Regions from separate parts of the Homo sapiens genome. Here region 2 is linked to region 1. A link is a contact called in ENCODE Hi-C or POLR2A ChIA-PET data. All regions are on one chromosome and are shown on one strand. Each heading gives the region's core, a stretch centred on a gene start or an enhancer-like site at or near the end of the contact. The rest is flanking DNA. Distances are from core to core; before and after follow the strand shown. Region 1 holds the start of ZSWIM6 (zinc finger SWIM-type containing 6). Region 2 holds the start of IPO11-LRRC70 (IPO11-LRRC70 readthrough).

Region 1 (6,327 bases), core at 1,019-3,518:
TTTATCCTGTCTGGGGGCACCAGTTTTGTCATCGCTGACTTTCCAGTTCAGTGATTCTATGTGTTTATGTGTGAAAATGCTTGCTAATCTACACATTATACAAGCCTAAGTCGTATCATGAACTTCTGAAGAGAATAGAGCCCAACTTGTGTTTTACTTTTAAACTTACTGTCTTCTATACCTATGTTTTACACAATTATAAGATTATTCTTATTTTTAAAGAGATCTAGAAATGAAACCCCTGAAAGAGACTTCTCCCTCTACTTGCCCATAAAGATCCTCCAGTTTTCCGCACAGGCTTTTTCCTAGACATGGAGGAAGTGCCCAGAAAAATACTGGACGGATATACAAAAACATAATGCCACAAAAATTTTCCTAACAAGTAAGGCAGCTGCGGAAAGTCGGCCAGCGTCCCGACCCCAGGGACCTGCAGCCTGGGACTTGTGAAGGCCCACTGTGTAGCTCGAGGTTTCCAGGGCCTCGGCCCCGAATGGGCGATTTTCTTTAAAACGCCGAAGCGCGCTATCCCTTTAAATCCAGGCTGCAAGGCAGGCGGGTGGGGAGCAGCCAATAACCTTAAAAGATGCGAAAGTGTCAAAGGAGATACAGTTTATCTCCAACAATGGGAGCGGATCAGCACCACTGTTTACAGTAAAAACAGAAGGTGGGGCTGGGAGGAAGCCTGTCTCCGACGCGGTAATTAAGTCTGCGGCTTGGAAGCAGATTTGACCGAGCTCTGTGGAGCGCGAACAATGTCCGCAGGGCTCCAGGTTCAGAGAGGGACTCGCTTCTCCGCCTTCGCCCGCGTCCAGGCACCAGCGAGCTGCACTCTGCACTCGCTCTCCCTGGTCCACCCCTACACTGCCCGGACCCGAGGGGACTGGCCCTGCGGGCGCCGCCAAGGCGACTGAGAGCGCGGCGCGCGTCCCGAGCGCCTGGACTCCGCGCAGCCGGGCGCCGCGCACCCGGGTGCCGGGGTGGGAGCCGGGCCGCAGACCCAAGTGCGCCCGAAGCCGCCGTCCGCCGCCTGGCACGCCGTCTGCCGCCTGCTGGGCGATGTGTGCGCGAGCCCGTGGGGCTTGCGCGCGCCCTGCGGCGTGTGTACTCACAAAGGTGTGTCTGCTAACCCCACAGCCCGGGCTGCGTTCCACCCCGAGCTGGAGAAACCCCGGCCTGGAGCGGGGCCTTGTCCGCGCGGCCGCGGGGGCGACAAGGGCGGCCGGAGCTCCTCGACTTCTAGCGGGCGGGTCGGTTTCCTGGCCCGAGGGGCTGAGGCAGCGAGGGCGGGACGGTGGCAGCCGGCACCGGACGCGGGTCGCGCGGCTGCTGGGCACGTTCCGAGCGCTCTGCGTGTTTTCGGGCACAGCCCTGCAGCCGAGACAGAACGGACGCGGGGCTCGGGGATGGGCGCACTGCAGCCACGCGGGGTTAGCAGAGCGGGCGCGCTCCTTCCACACCAGGTCTGCAAAAGTGAAGTGGAAAGCCGCCGCCGAACGCAGCCATCCTCCCCCTTCCCCGCTGCAGCTTCGGCGGGTGGTGGGGAGAGCTCCCCTGGACCGGCTGGAGGGGAAGCTGGCAGGCGCTCGGGTTTGGCCGCGCCTCCTCCGCCTTCCTCTCCACCCGCGTCCCCCGGGGTCCATGCCGCATTTCTTTGTTTTGAAAGCGCCTCCTCCGCCCAGAGGCTTTTCCCCCGAAGGGCAGGGGGACGGGGGGGGTGGGGCATCGGCCCGTGGGCCCCGCCCTCCATTTAGCTCAGAACCCTCCCCTTCGCTCACCCCCTCTTCTCCCCTTTCCTCCCCCGCTGCGACCCACGAGGCGCATCCTCACTTCTCGGACTTCAAAGAGAAGCTGAGAACTGGAGGGGGAAGTGGGGTAGGCAGGGGGCGCAGAGACCCACCCACCTCAGGCCCGGCCCGGCGGCCCGCCCCCTCCCACGGGAACCCCGCCTGACCCCGCCCTCCCCCGCGTCACAGCAGCCTGACATTCTCACAACCCACCGGGCACCAAAACGGCCCGCCCCCGCCACCCCCGTGTCCGCCAAGCGCTCTATTTATGTTTCAGCCCAGCGATTTGCATAGGCCCCGCCCCCGGCCCTAGGTTCCCCCTATCAGAGCCCCGCCCCAGCTTCTGCGTCACAGCGGAGGCCCCACCTCTTGTGCCCATACAAGGAGCGGCGGGCCCTAGATGGCATCGTGGCGTCGCGACGGCGTGTGCGTGTCGCGCTTCCTAGTGCCGTTTATAGGGTCCCGGCACTTCCGCTGTCGGGTTAGAAGCGGCGCGGTCATGGCGGAGCGCGGACAGCAGCCTCCTCCCGCGAAACGGCTTTGCTGCCGGCCGGGCGGCGGCGGCGGCGGCGGGGGCAGCAGCGGCGGCGGCGGCGGCGCGGGTGGCGGCTACAGCTCTGCCTGTCGGCCAGGCCCGCGGGCGGGTGGCGCGGCGGCGGCGGCGGCGTGCGGGGGCGGCGCGGCGCTGGGGTTGCTGCCGCCGGGCAAGACCCAGAGCCCCGAGTCGCTGCTGGACATCGCGGCGCGCAGGGTGGCGGAGAAGTGGCCGTTCCAGCGCGTGGAGGAGCGCTTTGAGCGCATCCCGGAGCCGGTGCAGCGCCGCATAGTCTATTGGTCCTTCCCCCGCAGCGAGCGGGAGATCTGCATGTACTCGTCCTTCAACACCGGCGGCGGCGCCGCGGGCGGCCCCGGCGACGACAGCGGTGGCGGCGGCGGCGCGGGCGGCGGCGGCGGCGGCGGCTCCTCGTCTTCCCCGGCCGCAACCTCGGCGGCCGCAACCTCGGCCGCCGCCGCCGCTGCCGCCGCCGCCGCCGCCGCCGCCGCCGCCGCGGGGGCCGGGGCCCCGTCGGTGGGGGCTGCCGGGGCGGCGGACGGCGGCGACGAGACGCGGCTGCCTTTCCGCCGGGGCATCGCGCTGTTGGAAAGCGGCTGCGTAGACAACGTCCTGCAAGTCGGTGAGTCACGGGGCAGCCGCGAGCCGTCTGTCCGTCCGTCAGTCCCTGGGTGGGGGGGGGGTGCCCGCCTTTCTCCTGCGGACAGCCCCTAGTTCCGCGCGCGCCCGCACCCCTGCGGGTGTCCTCACTGGCCCGGACGGTCCTCCTGAGCGGAGCGCCCATTTCCTCCCTCCCTTCCCTGCCCCCCGTCGCCCCGGACGGGCCAGCGCGAGTGGGAAATGAATCAGCAGGACGCGCCCCTCCGTGGGCTCCGCGCCCCCGGCCCGCGCTCCCCTACCCGCCCTCCTCCGGGGAGCACATCCTGGAGGGCTGTTCGCCGGTTTCGGGGGTGGATGTGGACAAAGGCGCGGGCGGACGGCCGGCCTCCGGCGAGGGTGTGTGTGGCGGGGCTGTGCGGGGCGGGGGAGGGGGCGCGGGCCGCAGACAATGCCGGCCGCGGCCCGGCCGCTCGGCGCTCCCCCCCTCTCCCACTGCCTGTCGCTCGCTCCTTTTTCTTTCTGGCCCCCGCCCCACGCGATTTGAGGGGAGGGGAATACACTTAAAGCCGCTCGGCCGCCGCTCCTCCCAGGGCTCCGACGGGCGAGCGGCCGCGGCGCTCCCGGGTCGCTGTGGCGTCTGGCCCGGGCGAGCTCCACTGGCCGCCCGGGGTTTAAATGTCGTTTTCTTTGCGCCTCCTCAGTCTCCAAGCGGCGCAGAGGAGAGGTGGCGGCGGACCGGACTCCGTCTCCGGAGGGACATCTCGCCCGTAGGACGCTTACTAATTAAAGGGCGCGAGCCTGAGGAGGAGCTGCTAGCGCTTCCCTTTTCTCTGAAGCTGCCTCCAGACACCCCTGTGCGGGCCGCGGCGCAGCCCTTGTGCCCCGCCGCCCGAGTTTTGTTTGCGCTGTGTGGTCAGGTCGTGGTGCCCCGGGCGAGCCGCGGTCGGCAGTTGCGGATTTGCCGCTCGCAGCCAAAGGGGCGAGCGGGCTGCAGGAGCGCGAGGCAGAGGGCTCGGCGGCCGCTCCCGCGTCCCCGCGGCGCGGCAGCCCGGCACGACCCAGCACTTTGTTCTCATTTTCAGGTTTTTTTGTGCCCCTTTCAGTTTTCTGTCACCCTCCGAAAAGGAGAAACCAAACAAAAGAGTCTCTTTCTTTTCAGGGCTTGTAAAGTAGAATATATTTGACAAAGGCGAGAGAAGGACTTGTGATTTAGAGCTGCACAGCCTTCCTTTCTCTGACAGATCCTGAGAGTTTTCTCAAATACCTTAGTTTAAAAGTGTCTCCTGTTCCCCCTCCCCTAAAATGTTCTTTTTCCCCTGTCCAGATCTTTTTCAGCCATAGCGATGGGAATGTTTGAGCCAGACTGAAAAGAACAATGCTGTAGTGAAACTTCCCATTTTTTTCTCCTGATTGCAAATGGCATATTTTCTGACCCCCTCCCATGTTAGTGTACTTGAAATTGTAGCATGGTGAACCCGGCACCGAATGAATGGGGATAGATTTGGACGCATCTCTATCTCTTTGATTGTTAACTTAATCCTTTTTCTCTTTCTGTAGTCAGTTCCTTTTATCCTTCTTTTCTTTGGAAGTGGGGTGGGGGTCTGGATAGGGTCCCCAAGAAAGAATTAAGATTTGTTTTAATCCTGTCTGGTTAATTTGAATTCTAATGCCATCTGCAAACGTGGTTTTCTGCATGGTCATTTATTTCCAAAGGCAGCCCCCAGTGTTGCCTTTTCTATGTTGGGCACTCTTTCCTTCTGTCTAGAGGGGGTTTAGCTTTTGAGGCTATTCATCTATCCTTTTTTCCTTAAAACAAATCTAATTAACATTCTTCCTAGTTATACCTTTTTTTTTGTTTGTTTGTCTGTTTCCTGCCGGTTAGCGATGGATGGAAGCACATCTATGGCTTCTCAGTATAACAAACTAGAGTCTGCGAATTTTTATGGCTTGGCTGGCAATGTTGAGGGTTTTTTTTTTTTTCCCCCTCCCTCTCCCTGTGCTTGACTCCGCTTGCAAGCAATGAGGAATGACAGGAGAGCGCATAGGGAGGGTTTCTTGGCTGATTGCATTTAAGCCAGGAATTCACTGTGAAAATAAAGCCAAGGGGCGATAAATAAAAGAGGCAATCTTCTCTAGGAGACAGACACACAGCGTGGGCTTTGCCTGCTTTCATCAGTGGAAGAGGCCTGGGTGAGTAGTTGTAAAAGAAAATAGTAACTTTTTGAATAGTCCCCAAAGGGGAAGAGGCCACTGAATGGAATTGGCAGTGGTTGACGTGAAGTGGTGTGATGTTTCTCGTGTAGACTGAAGAGTTGACCACCACTTCAGAAACACATACGTGCTAAACAAGTGCTATACAAATTGTGGAAAATATTCTTTTTTCGCCTCTGAGTTCTGCCATTTGCCTTAACTTCGAAGTTGTATTACTTGTTGTGCCAGTCAGCTTTAGAGATGGAAGGCTGTTAAATGCCTGGCAGCTGGCACTGAGAGATAGAACACTTATGATCAGGGTTCCCCCCACCTCCCTTTATGGGGAACAGAGAGAGGGTGGCTAGATTAACCATTTAATTTAGCTTCAAGTAGTGGTTTGAATTGATATGCTAACTTGAAAGGCTTATTTTATAATTTTGATTTGAGGTAGAACGCTTTTGTTTGTTTCAGTTTCTTAAAATGGAAAAGAACAGAATACTTTGTTGATAGCACCATAAAGCAGTTTTCTGGTATTGCAAAATTACAAGTGTACAGAAAGTATTCATTGACTTTTGTAGAGATGACTAAATTATAGCTACAATAGGGAAAATCTAGTTGTTGGACTTTATTTTACATTTATGCTGTTGATAGTTTAAGGATTGAGGGGTTTGTTAGAAATTAAACCTATTGGTAGTTACTGTTTCTCAACTTCTATATTTTAAAAAGAAATTTAAGGGAAAAAAATAAACCTTTGTTATAGTAGTTGTAAGCAATATTTAATTGGCACAGAGCTTGCTCATCAGTTGATTATAGGAAAATTTTAGAGAAAGAGTAGTTGGCTTATTTTTGTTAAGTAATTTATATTGCCGGGCACGGTGGCTCACACCTGTAATCCCCGAACTTTGGGAGGTTGAGGTGGGTGGATCGCTTGAGCTCAGAAGTTCTAGACCAGACTGGGCAACATGGTTAAACCCTGTCCCTACCAAAAATAGAAGAACTTAGCCAGGCATGGTGGTACGCATCTGTGGTCCCAGCTACTTGGGAGGCTGAGGTGGAAGGATCACTTGAGCCCAGGAGGCAGAGGTTGCGGTGAGCTAAGATCGTACCATTGCACTCCAGCCTGGGTGACGGAGTAAGACTCCATCTCAAAAAAGAAAAGAAGAATTGATATTGATATTGGAAGGGAGCTGCCTCTATAGG
Region 2 (5,892 bases), core at 1,702-4,201, 1.2 Mb after region 1:
GTTACTATGTTGTTATTTTTTTTTCTTGCAACTGATAAGAGGTCTATATTGAGATATACTGCCCCTCATTAAAATTTATCTCCTACATTGAGCAAAAGAATTCTCAAATTGTTTGCTAAATTTTTTTTTCCAGGAACACAAGTCCACTTTATTTACCTTTCATTAGTTTAAATCTTTAAGGGGTTACAGCATCTATGTCCAATGGCCTTAGCAGAAGGATCGCTTTGGAATTTGGCAAAAACCATGCCAATGTTTCCTTGGGCCCAAGTTACCTTTCTCTAGAATACTCTGATTTTGTTTGGTTTGCTGCCAGGAGTCACTTGTTGTTCTTTGCTTTGTGTGCGTAAGCACATTTATTGCCCAAATAGAATTCAGTTTCATCTTGGGCATAAACACCTTCAGTTTTAAGAAGATTTGTGTGCTCCCTTTGGTTCCAGAGACCCTGCTTATAGCGCAAAAATGGCCTTGGATGACAGCCTTCCAGAAATACTTGCCTTTTAGAAGTCATGTTCCAAGCAGGCCTCGACAGGCTTCATGATGGCAGGAAGAGCTGGATTATTTTTAATTGCAAATCCCATTTCACATTTTCATTCTCTTGATTTTAGTTCCATCAGTGACTTTTAAGGTCCATAAAATCAGTAACTGCTGTTATTATAAGCCATTCTTTATATGTAAACCAATCTTGATTGGTTTATATATAGATGGTATATATCTAAATACATATAGGCTGGACGCAGTGGCTCACACCTGTAATCCCAGCACTTTGGGAGGCCAAGGTGGGAGGATTACTTGAACCTACTAGTTCAAGACCAGCCTGAGCAGAATGGCAAGACTCCGTCTTTACAAAAATAAGAAAAAGCATGGTGGCATGCACCTGCAGTCCTAGCTACTCAAGAGGCTGAGGGAAGAGGATCACTTGAGACTGGGAGGTCGATGCTGTGGTGAGCTGTACTCACATTGTTGCACTCCAACCCAGCCGACAGAGCAAGACTGTGTCTCAAAAGAATACATGCATCCATACAGATGATGTATATTTAAAAGAGCTAATGGAACAATTGCTCTGTTATTTATACATTCTTGTTTTTGTATGGGGAGAATCTGAATGGAAAAGAGAATAGTTGTGTATTAATACCAGAAGCATGAGATGATTTGAAGACAAAGGCAGTGTAAAAGAAGGTTCAGCAACAAGAATGAGAGGAAAACAGCTCAATGAGTCAATTTCCTGGAAAGAAATAGAAGACTAATTTAAGAGGTTGAGCGTAGTGTTCAGTAATAGTTGTAATGAACATTAGTAATCAGAAAAGGATAATGAGGAATCATTGTTGATCAGTTGTCTCTAAGAACAGCAACTCCTAAATGAACAGAAAGACTAAACTTTGTTTTGCTGGAGATAGGAATTTTTTTTTAAACCATTCAACCTGAGAGTTACAGTGTACTATTTATATTTGCTTGTTTTGTTGAAGTCAGTTTAGTTTCCTTCAGTTTTTAGAATGTGAGAAGTGAGATTTTATTTTGTCATTTTTCCTTAATACAGTTTCCTAAAAATTTTACCTTTGCATCCTAATAAGTGTTCTTTACTGCTTTGGATATTTTTGGCATAAAGAACAAAATTAATTCATACTCTGGTTATATTACTTTGTGGGTTTTTTCTCTTTAATTTTATTTTTATTTCAAAGGACCCTTTCTCTGAATTTTTCCCAAGAAATTGAAAAATCCATGGGACAAGCTTCATATCACCTTGTATATTATTGGAAGTACTAAACAAAATGGACCTGAGAAACATAGCCCCTACCTCAAATTCATATCATTTCTGTCACTTGTTTTGTTTTCCATTTTTAATGCATAAAATAGCAATAACAGTAACCAGCCATAATGGATAGGTGTAAGAATCATAAGTCATTTTGATAACGATCTGCTATCCAGTATGCATTGCTGAATTTTTAGTCATAGAAAGATAATGCTAGGTATTATTTCAGCTTTCTAATATGGACATAATTCATATTATTTCTAAAGTAATTGTTGATGTGAAATGAAACTGCTTTAATATCAAAGGAGAGTTGTATACAATTATATAACTTGATATTTTAGGAATATTATCAGGCTATTAGTAATATTAATAAAAGTCAGAATTAGAAAGCTTAAGCAACTAGCTTAAAGTTAATGAAAGAAAGTTAATGACTGAACAATATATAATATAAACAATTTATATCCGATTCTTTAAATTCTTGAAAAATGACGTTAAAAAATTCTCCATTTTTGTTCTAAAAGATTCAAACTGATACAGATATATATAGGGCGAAACATCGCCTCTTTTACTCTCCCCAATTTTTCTTGCAAAGATAACCTATGTCAGTAAGTTGGTATGCAGCTTCTTAACATCTTATAACCCAACACAACCAATTAGTGCGTTACTACTAATTAGTAGCTTACTACCAATTAGTACCTCACGTATTAAGTAGTACTCAGTATTTTTTGCAACCAAAAATATTTTGAAAATTTTAAAAAGAGCACTGGAGGATAATATAACAACATTTATGTTCATTCTAAATTTTTTCCCCTATTTTTATTAAAGGAATAAAGCATAAAGTTTAAGTCTTCAATGCGTATTTAACACAACATAAATATTTTATTCATTAAAAAGTTTACAAAAAATTGTATTACTCGATATACATCTTATTTGAACTAGCCTTTTCCATTCAGTAGCTATGTTGTTTGATAGCTAGAGTCTGTTGATTGATATTTGGGTTCTGAATAACTAATGTTTTCAAGTATCCTTTAAAAACTATTATTTTTATATTATAGGAGATATTTCAATGTGTATATTAGGAAAACTCTAACTGCATTCTGAAAAAATAAGTTCCTGAGATTTCCGTTCAGCAATACTTTTGAAACACAGATAAAATTACTTCCTGTCTCTTAGCTTCCTGTATCCATGGCAACCTCTGTTTTACACATTGACTGTAAAGGAACCAATGTGAAGAGTGGTGTTTCCTGAGCAAACGGTGACTTAAAAAAAAAAAAAAAAAAGTGGTGGGGTGGAGGTCAGCAGTGCCACAGAACAAACTGGAGTTAAGAAATGTCGTTCTTCAGATTTAAAAAGAAAACCTTTACTGAATCAGCTGAGTGTTAATAATACGAATTTCCTTTTCTTGGTAAGATTATTTACTTAAATATGAACTTCTAGCTGACATGAAAAATAGTTCTGTGAAAAACTGTAATTTAGAATTTAATTGTTCTGTAGTGAATTTGTATTTTCATAAATTATAATGTTATTTGATATTAGACTTTATGTTGTTAAAGGGACATATTAAATTCAAAGATTCTCATTCCTACATCATTTGTCACCTGTGTTGTAATCAATTGTAATTTTTAAGTTAACTTAGCAAATGTTTCATTAATCTGAACTATTTTGTCAAATAGTGGGTTAATGGCCTGATCATGTTAATAATTCTAGAACGTATTCCATACTCATTATTTTTTGCTATTACCATGGTATGATTTATGATAGTATTATTGGCTGATCCTAATTAAAATAGAATACAGAAGTTATAGTATTATAAAAAAAATTCATTTGATGAAGTTTTCGTGATTTAAAGCTTTACCTTCTCTTTTTATAGCCAATTCTGATCTGAACAGAAAATCCAAGAACAGGGATATGTGTGGATTACAGTTTTCTCTGCCTTGCCTACGACTGTTTCTGGTTGTTACCTGTTATCTTTTATTATTACTCCACAAAGAAATACTTGGATGTTCGTCTGTTTGTCAGCTCTGCACTGGGAGACAAATTAACTGCCGTAACTTAGGCCTTTCGAGTATTCCTAAGAATTTTCCTGAAAGTACAGTTTTTCTGTATCTGACTGGGAATAATATATCTTATATAAATGAAAGTGAATTAACAGGACTTCATTCTCTTGTAGCATTGTATTTGGATAATTCTAACATTCTGTATGTATATCCAAAAGCCTTTGTTCAATTGAGGCATCTATATTTTCTATTTCTAAATAATAATTTCATCAAACGCTTAGATCCTGGAATATTTAAGGGACTTTTAAATCTTCGTAATTTATATTTACAGTATAATCAGGTATCTTTTGTTCCGAGAGGAGTATTTAATGATCTAGTTTCAGTTCAGTACTTAAATCTACAAAGGAATCGCCTCACTGTCCTTGGGAGTGGTACCTTTGTTGGTATGGTTGCTCTTCGGATACTTGATTTATCAAACAATAACATTTTGAGGATATCAGAATCAGGCTTTCAACATCTTGAAAACCTTGCTTGTTTGTATTTAGGAAGTAATAATTTAACAAAAGTACCATCAAATGCCTTTGAAGTACTTAAAAGTCTTAGAAGACTTTCTTTGTCTCATAATCCTATTGAAGCAATACAGCCCTTTGCATTTAAAGGACTTGCCAATCTGGAATACCTCCTCCTGAAAAATTCAAGAATTAGGAATGTTACTAGGGATGGGTTTAGTGGAATTAATAATCTTAAACATTTGATCTTAAGTCATAATGATTTAGAGAATTTAAATTCTGACACATTCAGTTTGTTAAAGAATTTAATTTACCTTAAGTTAGATAGAAACAGAATAATTAGCATTGATAATGATACATTTGAAAATATGGGAGCATCTTTGAAGATCCTTAATCTGTCATTTAATAATCTTACAGCCTTGCATCCAAGGGTCCTTAAGCCGTTGTCTTCATTGATTCATCTTCAGGCAAATTCTAATCCTTGGGAATGTAACTGCAAACTTTTGGGCCTTCGAGACTGGCTAGCATCTTCAGCCATTACTCTAAACATCTATTGTCAGAATCCCCCATCCATGCGTGGCAGAGCATTACGTTATATTAACATTACAAATTGTGTTACATCTTCAATAAATGTATCCAGAGCTTGGGCTGTTGTAAAATCTCCTCATATTCATCACAAGACTACTGCGCTAATGATGGCCTGGCATAAAGTAACCACAAATGGCAGTCCTCTGGAAAATACTGAGACTGAGAACATTACTTTCTGGGAACGAATTCCTACTTCACCTGCTGGTAGATTTTTTCAAGAGAATGCCTTTGGTAATCCATTAGAGACTACAGCAGTGTTACCTGTGCAAATACAACTTACTACTTCTGTTACCTTGAACTTGGAAAAAAACAGTGCTCTACCGAATGATGCTGCTTCAATGTCAGGGAAAACATCTCTAATTTGTACACAAGAAGTTGAGAAGTTGAATGAGGCTTTTGACATTTTGCTAGCTTTTTTCATCTTAGCTTGTGTTTTAATCATTTTTTTGATCTACAAAGTTGTTCAGTTTAAACAAAAACTAAAGGCATCAGAAAACTCAAGGGAAAATAGACTTGAATACTACAGCTTTTATCAGTCAGCAAGGTATAATGTAACTGCCTCAATTTGTAACACTTCCCCAAATTCTCTAGAAAGTCCTGGCTTGGAGCAGATTCGACTTCATAAACAAATTGTTCCTGAAAATGAGGCACAGGTCATTCTTTTTGAACATTCTGCTTTATAACTCAACTAAATATTGTCTATAAGAAACTTCAGTGCCATGGACATGATTTAAACTGAAACCTCCTTATATAATTATATACTTTAGTTGGAAATATAATGAATTATATGAGGTTAGCATTATTAAAATATGTTTTTAATAATTTGTGAACAGTGTATTCATTTAGCAAATATTTTCTTTGATATATACTGTATTAAGTAATAATAGCTAACATTTCTGTGTATCAAGCACTGTGCCAAATATTTCACATTTCACATTTAATCTGTGAATAGTCTTGAAAGGTGGCACTATTTATACTTTACAGGTGAGGAAACTTAAAGTTTAAGTAACTATGCCAAATTCTCACAGCTTGTAACACTTTTTGGGCCTCT

The links. Hi-C counts contacts between places; a loop is a spot of excess contacts on that map. ChIA-PET counts read pairs that join two places held with the same protein, here RNA polymerase II (POLR2A). Pooled maps may share reads with other maps.
Region 2: a loop to region 1 is called in a pooled map, with 8 times the contacts of the local background. The contact joins the promoter of IPO11-LRRC70 here to the promoter of ZSWIM6 in region 1. A Hi-C loop is called at or near these places in 6 of 50 pooled maps. POLR2A ChIA-PET finds 5 or more read pairs at or near these places in 2 of 52 experiments (Panc1 and T-cell).

The regions. Positions count from the first base shown.
Region 1 is chr5:61,329,990-61,336,316 of GRCh38, forward strand. It overlaps ZSWIM6 (zinc finger SWIM-type containing 6), which reads left to right and starts at 2,269. Exons shown (of 14, transcript NM_020928.2): 1 at 2,269-2,959. The coding sequence starts at 2,284. LOC105378994 (a long non-coding RNA gene) reads right to left here and starts at 2,227. Exons shown (of 2, transcript XR_007058781.1): 1 at 2,151-2,227. RefSeq lists an enhancer at 359-929 and silencers at 734-1,313, 1,344-1,413, 1,624-2,023, 2,134-2,273, 3,054-3,163 and 2 more.
Region 2 is chr5:62,575,784-62,581,675 of GRCh38, forward strand. IPO11-LRRC70 (IPO11-LRRC70 readthrough) reads left to right here and starts at 2,952. Exons shown (of 4, transcript NR_073584.1): 1 at 2,952-3,152. The region is part of intron 27 of IPO11 (importin 11); the gene reads left to right. It overlaps LRRC70 (leucine rich repeat containing 70), which reads left to right and starts at 3,036. Exons shown (of 2, transcript NM_181506.5): 1 at 3,036-3,152; 2 at 3,618-5,663. The coding sequence starts at 3,656. The coding sequence ends at 5,524. It also overlaps the pseudogene RPL35AP14.